Linked DNA regions of Homo sapiens: region 1 is linked to region 2. A link is a loop called in an ENCODE intact Hi-C map of the cell type or tissue named here. Cell type or tissue: chondrocyte. All regions are shown on one strand. Each heading gives the region's core, and the rest is flanking DNA. Links, peaks and the distances in the headings are about the cores only. Region 1 overlaps MED28 (mediator complex subunit 28). Region 2 overlaps LOC105374510 (a long non-coding RNA gene).

The links. A loop is a pair of places that touch in the nucleus more often than their neighbours do. Peaks named below come from ENCODE experiments on the same cell type or tissue, not always from the same donor. Only the 100,000 strongest peaks of a DNase experiment are listed, where the experiment ranks them.
Region 1: it touches region 2 in a loop (6-fold over the local background); 19 of 110 quality-filtered maps call a loop at or near these places.

What each region holds. Positions count from the first base shown.
Region 1 is chr4:17,633,850-17,639,230 of GRCh38, reverse strand. MED28 (mediator complex subunit 28) reads right to left here. Exons shown (of 4, transcript NM_025205.5): 4 at 5,126-5,381. FAM184B (family with sequence similarity 184 member B) reads left to right here. Exons shown (of 18, transcript NM_015688.2): 15 at 2,586-2,703; 16 at 4,118-4,222; 17 at 5,343-5,381. Among named protein-coding and RNA genes, the nearest start is that of MED28, 22 kb to the right of the region's middle. RefSeq lists a silencer at 2,354-2,443. In chondrocyte, for the core only: CTCF peaks have their summits at 2,021 and 2,237 (motif pointing right); no DNase peak of the experiment used is centred there.
Region 2 is chr4:18,590,549-18,595,929 of GRCh38, reverse strand. All of the region lies in intron 1 of LOC105374510 (a long non-coding RNA gene), which reads right to left. Among named protein-coding and RNA genes, the nearest start is that of LCORL, 570 kb to the right of the region's middle. In chondrocyte, for the core only: CTCF peaks have their summits at 1,978 and 2,192 (motif pointing right); no DNase peak of the experiment used is centred there.

The DNA of each region.
Region 1 (5,381 bases), core at 201-5,200, 960 kb after region 2:
CCAGGGAGGGTCTTGCAAATGTACCATTCAGTAGGGTGGCCAACTCACCCCAATGACCCTGGGATTTCCTGGTTTTCAAATTGAAAGTCCTGGGTTCTGGCCAGGCACGGTGGCTCATGCCTGGAATCCAGCACTTTGGGAGGCTGAGGCAGGTGGATCACTTGAGCTCAGGAGATGGAGACCAGCCTGGCCAACATGGCGAAACCCCATCTCTACTGAAAATACAAAATTACAGGTGTGGTGGCACACGCCTGTAATCCCAGCTACTCTGGAGGCTGAGGCAGGAGGATCACTTGAGCCCAGGAGGCAGAGCTTTCAGTGAACGGAGATCAGGACCCTGCACTCCAGCTTCAGCAACAGAGCAAGTTCAGGGCAGGAGGCGGGGTGTGGTGGGGGGAACTAGCCAGGGGCTCATCAGTCTCCCTTCATTTTATGAGGCTATGTTCCCCTTTTCTGCAGGGCAGTGGGAATTTGTGAGGATGAGCATTGGTTTAACCCTCACACTTCGAAGAAATCAGAAGGATCAGGGCTGCTCAATTAGAATTGTTATTCCCACTGGTCCCTCATGCAAACATATTGCATTTATTCATTCAACAAATAATTGTTAAGGACCCATTGTATGCCCAGCACTGCTTTAGGCTCTGGAGTTATAGCAGGGAACAAAACAAAGACAATGCTCTCATAGGCTCACAAATTCTGCTGAGAATTCGGATAAGAAATAAGCAAACAGGCTGTGCTTGGTGGCTCATGCCTGTAATCCTAGCACTTTGCATGGCTGAGGCTTGAGCCCAGGGTGGACTGCTTGAGCCCAGGAGTTCGAGACCAGCCTGGGCAACATTGTGAAACTCCGTCTCTACAAAAAATACAAAAAAAAAATTGCTGGGCATGGTGGTGTGTGCCTATAGTCCCAGCTACTTGGAAGGCTGAGGCGGGAGGATCGTCTGAGCTCAGGAGGTTGAGGTTGCAGTGATCTGTGATTGCACCCCTGCACTCCAGCCTGGGCTACAGAGAGAGAAACTCTGTCTCAAAACAAAACAAAACAAAACAAAAAAAATAGACCCTGTCTCAAAAAAAAAAAAAAAAAAAAAAAAAAAAAGCAAACAGTTAACATCATACCAGGCGGTGAAAGTGCTGGAAGACAGGATTGGGAGTGGCAAGGGTGGGCAAAACAAGGCCTCTGTGAGGAGGTGATGTTTAAGTACAAGGAGGTGAGGGCACTCCTGAGGCATCAGTGAGAGGGAGGGTGAGTGGGAGGAGAGGAGCTGGGTGAAGGGACTCCTGCCCTGATGGGAAGGAGTTTGGATGTGTTCAGAGTGCCCTGGGAAGCCTTCACAAGGCACTGGGCAGGAGTGACATGGCCTGACTTGCCTTTTCACAGGGTCACTTCTGACTGCTGAGAAGAAACAGGGGGAGGGGGTGACTAGCAAGACCATTTAGGATGTGATGGCAGCAAGCCAGGTCCAAACAGGTGAAGCCACTTGCCCAAGGTCAGGCAGCATTAATTCAGTTTAAATGTCACCTGTCTGACCTTTAGCCTGAGCTCTTAAAAACTTCTCCAGTCTCCAATACAAAGCAAATCATCCAAAAGCCAGCAGGAAAGGTTTTACCAGTTACAGTCTAACGGGCACTTACTATATGCCAGGCTCCCATTATCACATTGAATTCTCACAACCACCCAGTTTCATGCCCATTTTAAAGGAGAGGGAACTGGGGCCCACACACAGGTGAAATGATGCCCAAGGTCACATATCTAGAAAAAAGAAGAGCCAGTATTAGAGCCGGGTCATCTCACCCAAAGCCCTGGGCTCTTATCAACTCCAGTCAGTAGATTATCTGCACCCCCAGCCCTCCTCTCCTCACCACCCAGTTACTCTTCTCTGGCTTCACGCTGAAAAAGCAGTGGGGGCCGGGCGCGGTGGCCCACGCCTGTAATCCCAGCACTTTGGGAGGCCCAGGAGGGCGGATCACGAGGTCAGGAATTCCAGACCAGCCTGGCCAACATAGTGAAACCCCGTCTCCTCTAAAAATACAAAAATTTCCCTGGCACGGTGGCGCGCGCCTGTAGTACCAGCTGCTCAGGAGGCTGTGAGGCACAAGAATCGCTTGAACCAGGGAGGCGGAGGTTGCAGAGAGCCGAGACCGCGCCATTGCACTGCAGCCTGGGCGACAGAGGGAGACTCCGTCTCCAAAAAAGAAAAAAAAGGCCATAGGTACCGGCCACTGGCCGCGCTCTATGTCCGCCAGCAGATGGCGCCAGAGCATTAAGAGAACCTACGGGACATTTTCCTGCCCTGGTCTGTTCTCCCAGCAGCATCCCTGGCTCTTGAAGCCCCGCTGAGTGCAGCATCTATGTGCACACAGGGGCCTTTGCTTCCTGGCCCTGCAGCCTCAGGGGACCTGACAGAGCTGGAATCCTGGGTTCGGCAAGCCATCTCCCCAGGGGGCCCTGGGCAAGCCGCTGCTGCTATCTGGGCCTCCCTGGCCGGGCTGAACACAGGATGGCATTCCCATCGTGTGCACTTGTTCTCCCTCTTTGTTGAGTAATTGCTGTAAGGGGGACTTGACTGCATGCCTGCTTGGAACAGACTGAAAGATTCCGGAGAGAAGCCAGGGAAGGGAGCGTCCAGGCCCGAGGACCTTCAGCTCATTGGCCGCCTGCAGACCCGCCTGAAGGAGAGAGAGGACATCATCAAGCAGCTCACGGTGAGGCTGTCAGGGGGCGCCTCACCCACGCACCTGGCCGGGCACTGCGGGCTCCCCCGGGAGGGGCGTTCACTTGCACCCAGCATTTCTCTAGGTGCCCTAATATCTTACAAAGAATCCTTTCTTGCCGTGCGCGGTGGCTCAAGCCTGTAATCCCAGCACTTTGGGAGGCGGAGGCGGGTGGATCACTTGAGGTCAGGAGTTCGGGACCAGCCTAGCCATGTTGAAACCCTGTCTCTACTAAAAATACAAAAATTAGCTGGGTGTGGTTGTGGGCATCTGTAATTCCAGCTTCTAGGAAGGCTGAGGCAGGAGAATCACTTGAACCCGAGAGACAGAGGTTGCAGTGAGCCAGCATAGCGCCACTGCACTCCAGTCTGGGCGACAGAGCAAGACTGTCTCAAAGAAAAACTCCTTTCTTTTCTATTATTAAAGAAGACATACTCACTAAAAAATTAATACAGGAAAATAGGAGGCAAAAAAAAATCACTTTACTCCCAAGTCCAACAGCATTTGCCCCATGTTAATATTGGTTTTTTAACTTACAGAATTTGAGAAAATCTATAATGGCTTAGGTTTGAATTGTAGTAGAATTAGTGTTTTTATTGTTGATCTTCTTTTTGTAAAAATGACCACCTGTTTTCTACTTAGCAAAGCCACTCCCTAAGCCCCTTGGAAAGAACCCAGCTCCCTCTGATTCAGTATCCAACCAAGGCCTGCTGGTCATTTCTGCTCCTGCTCACCTGCCTCACTTCTGTATCTCTCTGTGCTTTGAAAATTAGGTGACATTGATATGGAATTATTGCTCATTTGCTACGTGTGAACAAAGGTATCATGGGTTTTTTTTTTTTTAAAGTAATCCTTATTTCTAAGAAATACATACTGATGTTTTTACAGAGAAAAATTATGTAATAACTGGAATTTAGTAATAATACAGCAGGAGAGAAAAAAGTGGAAAATGATACACACAAACAAGATCGGCCATATAGTTATTATAGGTAAAGTGGGGATGGATTTCATTACTCTCCCTATGTTTGTATATGTTAGGCAACACAAATGTCAAACAAGACAGAGGAAGAAAGGCGGCAAAATCCTTTGCATACCTGGGGGTTTTCTTTCTTTGCCTTAATTACTAACTTTCTGCATTAGGTTACCTTCACATGCTAAGAACAGTTGAATTTTCAATTTCCTAAGGCATCAGCTTGCCCTTTTCTTTACAAGAGGGGCTGGGGACATAAAAAAAGCAAAGGTGCTTCCTCAAAAGCTTCAGTGCCTGGCAGCTTTATTCCCACTGACTTCCCCTTCCTCCCCTGGACTTTCCTTCTCTATTCTGCCCTCACAGCCATCTTCCTTCAAGTCAAACCCAGTGCTGTGTGGTTAGGCTCATTTAGACTCAGTTGTATTGGTTTTCTAGGAAGAGAGAAGATTTCACTACGCAGCATTCCCCAGTGCCATGTCCCACCGGAATCGGTCTTTCTCTTTCAATCCTCACCCGGGATATTTGACCCCTTCCATGAAGGTAAATTGGTTCTAATGGTTTTAATGCATTATACAATTCCATTGGTTTCGTTTTTCTTAAAGGTAACCACAGGTTATTTAAGGGCTGGTGTACGCTCAGAAAAATATTCATTGGAAAAAAAAAACCCACTTGTTTATATCTATGGCTGGGCGGATTATGTGTGATTTTTATTTTTTATGGGATTTTGTATTTTCCAAATTTTCTAGAATAAATGTGTGTCAGTATTAAGAATAGCTCTATCTAGGTGATGGGAGGGAGAAGAGTAAGAATCTTCCACTTCTTAACTATTTCTGTACATATTTTTGGAATTTTTCACAATGAGCATATTCACATTCAATTATCTACTATCACAAAATCCTAAAGGCTCTTAAAAAATAGTATTTTTGGCTGGGTGCAATGGCTCACACCTGTAATCCCAGCACTTTGGGAGGCCGAGGTGGGTGGATCACTTGAGGTCAGGATTTCAAGACCAGCCTGGCCAACGTGGTGAAACTCCAACTCTATTAAAAATACAAAAATTAGCTGGGCTTGGTGGCAGATGCCTGTAATCCCAGCTACTCAGGAGGCCGAGGTAGGAGAATCACTTGAACCCAGGAGGCGGAGGTTGCAGTGAGCTGAGATCGCACCACCGTACTCCAGCTTGGGTGACAGAGCAAGGCTACATCTTAAAAACAAAAATAGTATTTTTAAAAATAGTTCACAGGACAATACACTTGTGACTTAACTAATGTCATCTCGTGTAGTTTTTATGTATCCCTCATTGTGACAAAATACAAGTTTCACTCCAGAAATTTAAATAAATGCATTTGAGGCTAGGGTGGGCCCATCCCCTGCTGGGGGTGTTACATGACCTTCTAAAATCTTAAACAAAATTGAGTTGCAAAACACATCCATCTCCAGAAGTTTTGGTTAAGAGGTTGTGAACATACATATTTATTTATAATACAAAATGAAGATTGGAGGGAAAAGTGCTTTAAAAAATAGCATGTAAGTGTATAAATGAAATTGTTGCTTCTTCTCCGATACAATTTTGATTGGGTGAGCATTATTTGCTTTTACAATAATGCTTTATTTTGTTTTTTGCATTGCATTGCACTAACCTGTCCATTAATACAAACAGAAAAAGAAGGTGGAGGACGTGCCCAGCCGCGTGGTCAGC
Region 2 (5,381 bases), core at 56-5,055:
AGCTTTCTAAATATATACATACATTATATATAAATAATAGAAAGGAAGTTAGATATATAGTGATATATGTATACATAGGCATACATTATATATGTGTATATGTACACATATATATGACTATACATATTCTGTAACTTCCTTTTTTATTGAAAATATCTTGGAATGCTTACATGGCCTATGCAGATATCATTCTTTTAAATACCTAAAGAGTATCATTTTTTGCATAGAAGTGATATGTATTCACGCATTTATAGTAAGAAAAACACCATTAACACTGAAAAATGTAAATCAAGGTTTCCCCAATCCTCCCCAAACTATTCATTCCTATCTTCATTCTTCATAGCTAATCTCTCTTAAGTCTTTGTATATTCTCCCAGAAATATTGTGTGTGTGTGTGTGTGTGTGTGTGTGTGTGTGTATGTGTGTGTGTGTGTGAGAGAGAGTATTCTCCATTTTTCCATAAGCTTAAAGCCAAGCTGTTCTCTGGTACCCAGGAGGACACAGGTTTTCCCTTTCCTGTGCTGCTTCTCCACCTGGCAAGATCTGTGTGTGAGGTGTATGGAGGTGGATCAGCTGTTCATCAAGCCATACTCAAGAATGTTCTGTTCAATGTAATGAGACCTCTGTAAATGCCAGTGTGAGAGGAATTATATTTCTGATGTGGAACATTCTTTTAATGGAGAAATGGGCTATGGGAAAAAGCAGAACATGCTCTTATTTCAAACATTGGGGAGAGAGATGGAAAATTTTTCTTGTAAATTATTCGCTATGTTAAACTAAGTCATTCAGAAAATGCATTTTAATAGGGCACATAAAATCAACAGGATCAGCAGGTAGAGCATCTATTTAAATTGCCACCTGCCACAAAGAAGCTAACACTGTATTCTCCAGCTGAAGATATTCAATTGTGTATGCTTTAGGGGTATGGGTGATTCTAGCTCCTGGTTGCATTATAATTTATAATAAATGAGGCATGAATTTATAGGGATTATTTATTTACTTTGAAGCAAATCTGTGATCCATGAATGACCCTATTACCAGTTAATAGGAGGAAAGAATTACTTGTTATTGGAATGAAATAAGAATAAGATCTAAACATGTAACATGCTTGACACGCATAGAGTCTTCAAAATATCTCCCCAAAAGGTTCATGTCAATAACATTCACCATAGGATACACAAAATATGAGCTCATTATCCATATATGAGAGAGGGAATAATGGATGTCTTCATATCTGACTTGTCCAATTTTACCTAAAATACTAGTGAGCAAGTGGGAACCAGGACACAGATCTTCTAATTCAGCCAAGCATAATTTTCGCCATAAAGATTCTTAAGTCTGTATTCAAATAATAATCATGCAAACTAATATTGGTGTAGCATTTTACATTTTAAAAAAGCAATTTTTCAGCAAACAATCAACATAATATCTTAGTTAAAAATGGTTGGGAGGCCGAGGTGGGCGGATCACAAGGTCAAGAGATCGAGACCATCCTGGCCAACATGGTGAAACCCCGTCTCTACTAAAAATACAAAAATTAGCTGGGCGTGGTGGCGTGTGCCTGTAGTCCCAGCTGTTCGGGAGGCTGAGGCAGGAGAATGGCTTGAACCCAGGAGGTGGAGGTTGCAGGGAGCCGAGATCGCACCACTGCACTCCTGCTTGGCGACAGAGCGAGACTCCATCTCAAAAGAAAAAAAAAAAGGTAATATTCACAGCATTTCTTCAGAACAATAAACTATGGACCAAGGAAATGAAAAAACTTGTTTCAGATCATACCCCTAAAAAGTGGCAGCATTCAAATAGCAGCACTTTGGTTAGCAAATCCCACTTTTCTCCCCGAAATTTTATGACACCATTACATCTAGAGTTGCGATGCATATATTACTGTATCTCCCTTACCTTATGAAATAGGGAAGCATGGAGATTCTCATCCTTATTTCCTAGAACAGAAACTTCAAAGTACCAATGATTTAAAGTTACAGTCACGCTAATGGGAGGATTAGCAGTTAGCACCCAATCAAGTACACTCAGCCCCTTTATGTGAGACAACCGTTTACCTAAACAATCACGATAGTTTGTGACTATCGTGAAACAATCCCAGTCGAAGAAGCGCAATGCTTCTGTCCCATTAATGTTAAGGAAAATCCTCTTCGACTGAAGGATTTGGGCGAGGTTTTCTCAGTTTGACCACATGGTGGCAGTATTACCATGCATTGAAAGACTTCCAGCCCCAGCAGTTCAGAATAAGAGTGCGCTGCCAATTGGCTCAGAAAAACATCCTTTTGTGTCCTCTTTGACTTCGAGATGTGCAAAAAAAGATAGCAAGCTGTGTGGTCTCTGAATAGAGAGCTCTGTTTCTTCTTTCCAGCTTACTAGAAGGATATGGGTGCCGAGTGAGAGGCAATACTACAGCAGCCTAATGAGCCAATTATTTTGTTTGGCACAAATATCACTAGGGACTTAGAGAAAGGTGCTTTCATACAAGAAGGAAAGCAAAACACAACTAACAACTACAATTTCAGGCAAATCATGGACTTAAAACGTGTCCCTGAGTTTAAGTTTTATTATCTTGTCTCTTTATGTGACTTTCCAACAAGGAGCAAAGAAATATTTGGTTTGGCATTTTTCATTTTTATTGGTGACTTCTTCAAATTGACACAAGTTGTATTTGTCTAGCAATAAATCCACAGTGCAGCCTGCTTGCCAATCTATGCATTCAAAATATTTCATCTTGATTATATATATCAGGTGCACCAAAGGGACTATCTCATTTAATCTTAAAGTAATTGTGTATAATAGGTGTCATTATTTTCATTTTACACAGGAAGAAAGTAAAGTAAAAAAAAAAATAAACTAACTTCAGCTCCCAAAGACAGTAAATACACAGAATCTGAACAATCTAATGCATAAACCCACAATTTTCCTCCCCATCACACTCATTTTACATTCAAAATAATTTCTCTCCCATTAAAAATTATTTTTTTATTATTCAAATGTATTTTTAAATTTTTAAGTAGAGAAGTTTCAAGAAAGAAACAAAAAATCATGCAGGCTTTTTTTTTTTTTTTTTTTTTTGACTGAGTCTCATTCTATCGCCCAGGCTGCAGTGCGGCGGCATGATCTCGGCTCACTGCAACCTCTGCCTTCCAGGCTCAAGGAGCTCAAGCAAATTCTCATGCCTCAGACTCTCAGACAGCTGGGATTTCAAGTGTGTGCCACCATACCCCGCTAATTTTTTGTATTTTTAGTAGAGACAGGGCTTCACAATGTTGCCCAGGCTAGTCTCAAACTCCTGAGCTGTGGCAATCCACCCACCTTGGCTTCCGAAAGTGCTGGGATTACAGGCATGAACCACTGCACCTAGCCCGTTTTTTCTTCTCTCTCTCTCTCTTTTTAACATAGATTCCATAGCAAGGATGTATTGTAATTAATTTGACAGATCCTAACGGTTTATTTCCTCTCTGTATGATCTTAACTAAGAAAATGTATGGTTAGTTTTCTTTTAATTTAAAAATGACATCATAGCACCACACCAACAGACTAAATATGGTTAAAGAGTGGTTGGACCAGAAAGAAACTAATACAATAAAAAGAAATACTGTTTTTATGGTTTTGAAAACTATCACATAACCGCACTGCCGATCACCTTAAGGCTGCAGCAAGGAGCACTTAGGGGGCCAGGGACAGAGCCCAGCTGAGATTAGAAGGGAAATCATCTTTCCCCTGGGTGTTCAAATCCTCCTTCACAGGAGGTGCTCTCTGGCAGGCATTTACCTAAGATAAATGATCCACATGCTCTAGGCTCATGGTCATAGGTTCATCTACACACTTGTTTCCACTAGCAACTTGTCCCTGATTTTCCATTCGTGATCCTTTCATTATTCCACCCAAACCATTTGCCACTGCCCAGAAGTGTGTGCACGGGTGTGTGTATGTGTGCATATGCCTGCATCTTAGCAGGCAACATCTCCCACCACACCAAGCTCATGACCAGGTGTTTAAAACTCTGCCCAGCCAAAGTATTCTATTTCATCATTGTCCTTTAATGGTGCTATAATAGAACAATAGTGCATTTTCAGCTAGCACCAACATCATGCCAGTCCATTGTGAACCAGGCCTGGGTCCTTTCCTCAGTTGTCAACTAATCACAGGAAATATCCCAGCAAGCCGCAGGTGTGTGTCAAGAGAGAGGTGTCAGAATAACATGGGAGTGAGTCTAGGCTACCTGTTTGCTGGTATCATTTCTGGATCTTCTTGAGCTCAATTCCTAATACACCATTTCCAGCATACATTCAGCTTACAATAGACAATTTGTCAGTGAGATGTCATCAATAGAGTAGACAGCATGAAGGTCTGATAACAGCAAGATGGTTGTGATCTCTACAAGCAATATTACAACAGAGTGCGGGAGAATTAACACAGCCCTAAGACATGGGAGTGTATGGTTACTGCTTTTCTGCTTTACAAAGGTGAAATGATTTGGATCCTCCTCCACTTATGTGGTGAAAAATAATGCATTTTCCAACTTAAAATATGCATTCCAAGCACCAGAAACTGTTTAGTCCTGCTGCAGTAACACACCACACCAAGCCCAGCAGCTGCTACTAGAGCAGTACCTTGTTAGCTTATGGTATCCACTGTCACCCTCTACAAACCCTCTGGTGTTGCAGGGTGCATACTGTTCAAAGCAGCAATGATGGAGCCCCTCACCTCTGAATCCTTTAAATCTTTGAGAGTGGCAGTGTTGTGTCTGATTGGCTACCTCAACCAGCATGGCACAGGGCAGTTTCATGAGTTTCGACTCAGTCTTTTGTACCACAGTGGTCTTTATACCACAGTTCAGAGAACCAATGTGAACTTTCTACTGGAAGCTAAGGATTTCTAACTCACTTGCATCCTGAATAATAACTGTAAGAAAGACTTAGGATCAAATTCCATTTATTGCCCTGTCTCCACTGGCTCCAACTCCAAATGGAAGACTCCTAGCATATCAGTACCACAGCTGGTAGGCTTGCAAAGTCTTACAGAGCAAAGTCATTTGAACTTCTTCACCTACCCAGGCGTTCTGACCCATTCCACAATGCGCTTCCAAGGAGGTTTTGGCATCTCCACCGCATTCATTCTGGTCCATCTTTATATTGAAGCTTCAGGTGCCAGTTCAGAAAACTCCAGGTATATTTTCCAGAACTTGAATCTAGCATCATGGATGAGTGCCTCAACATCAAGTATCTCCCCCATTGGCCAGGTGCGGTGGCTCATGCCTGTAATCCAAGCACTTTGGGAGGCCAAGGCGGGTGGATCACCTGAGCTTGGGAGTGCAAGACCAGCCTGACCAAGATGGAGAAACCCCGTCTCTACTAAAAATACAAAATTAGCTGGGC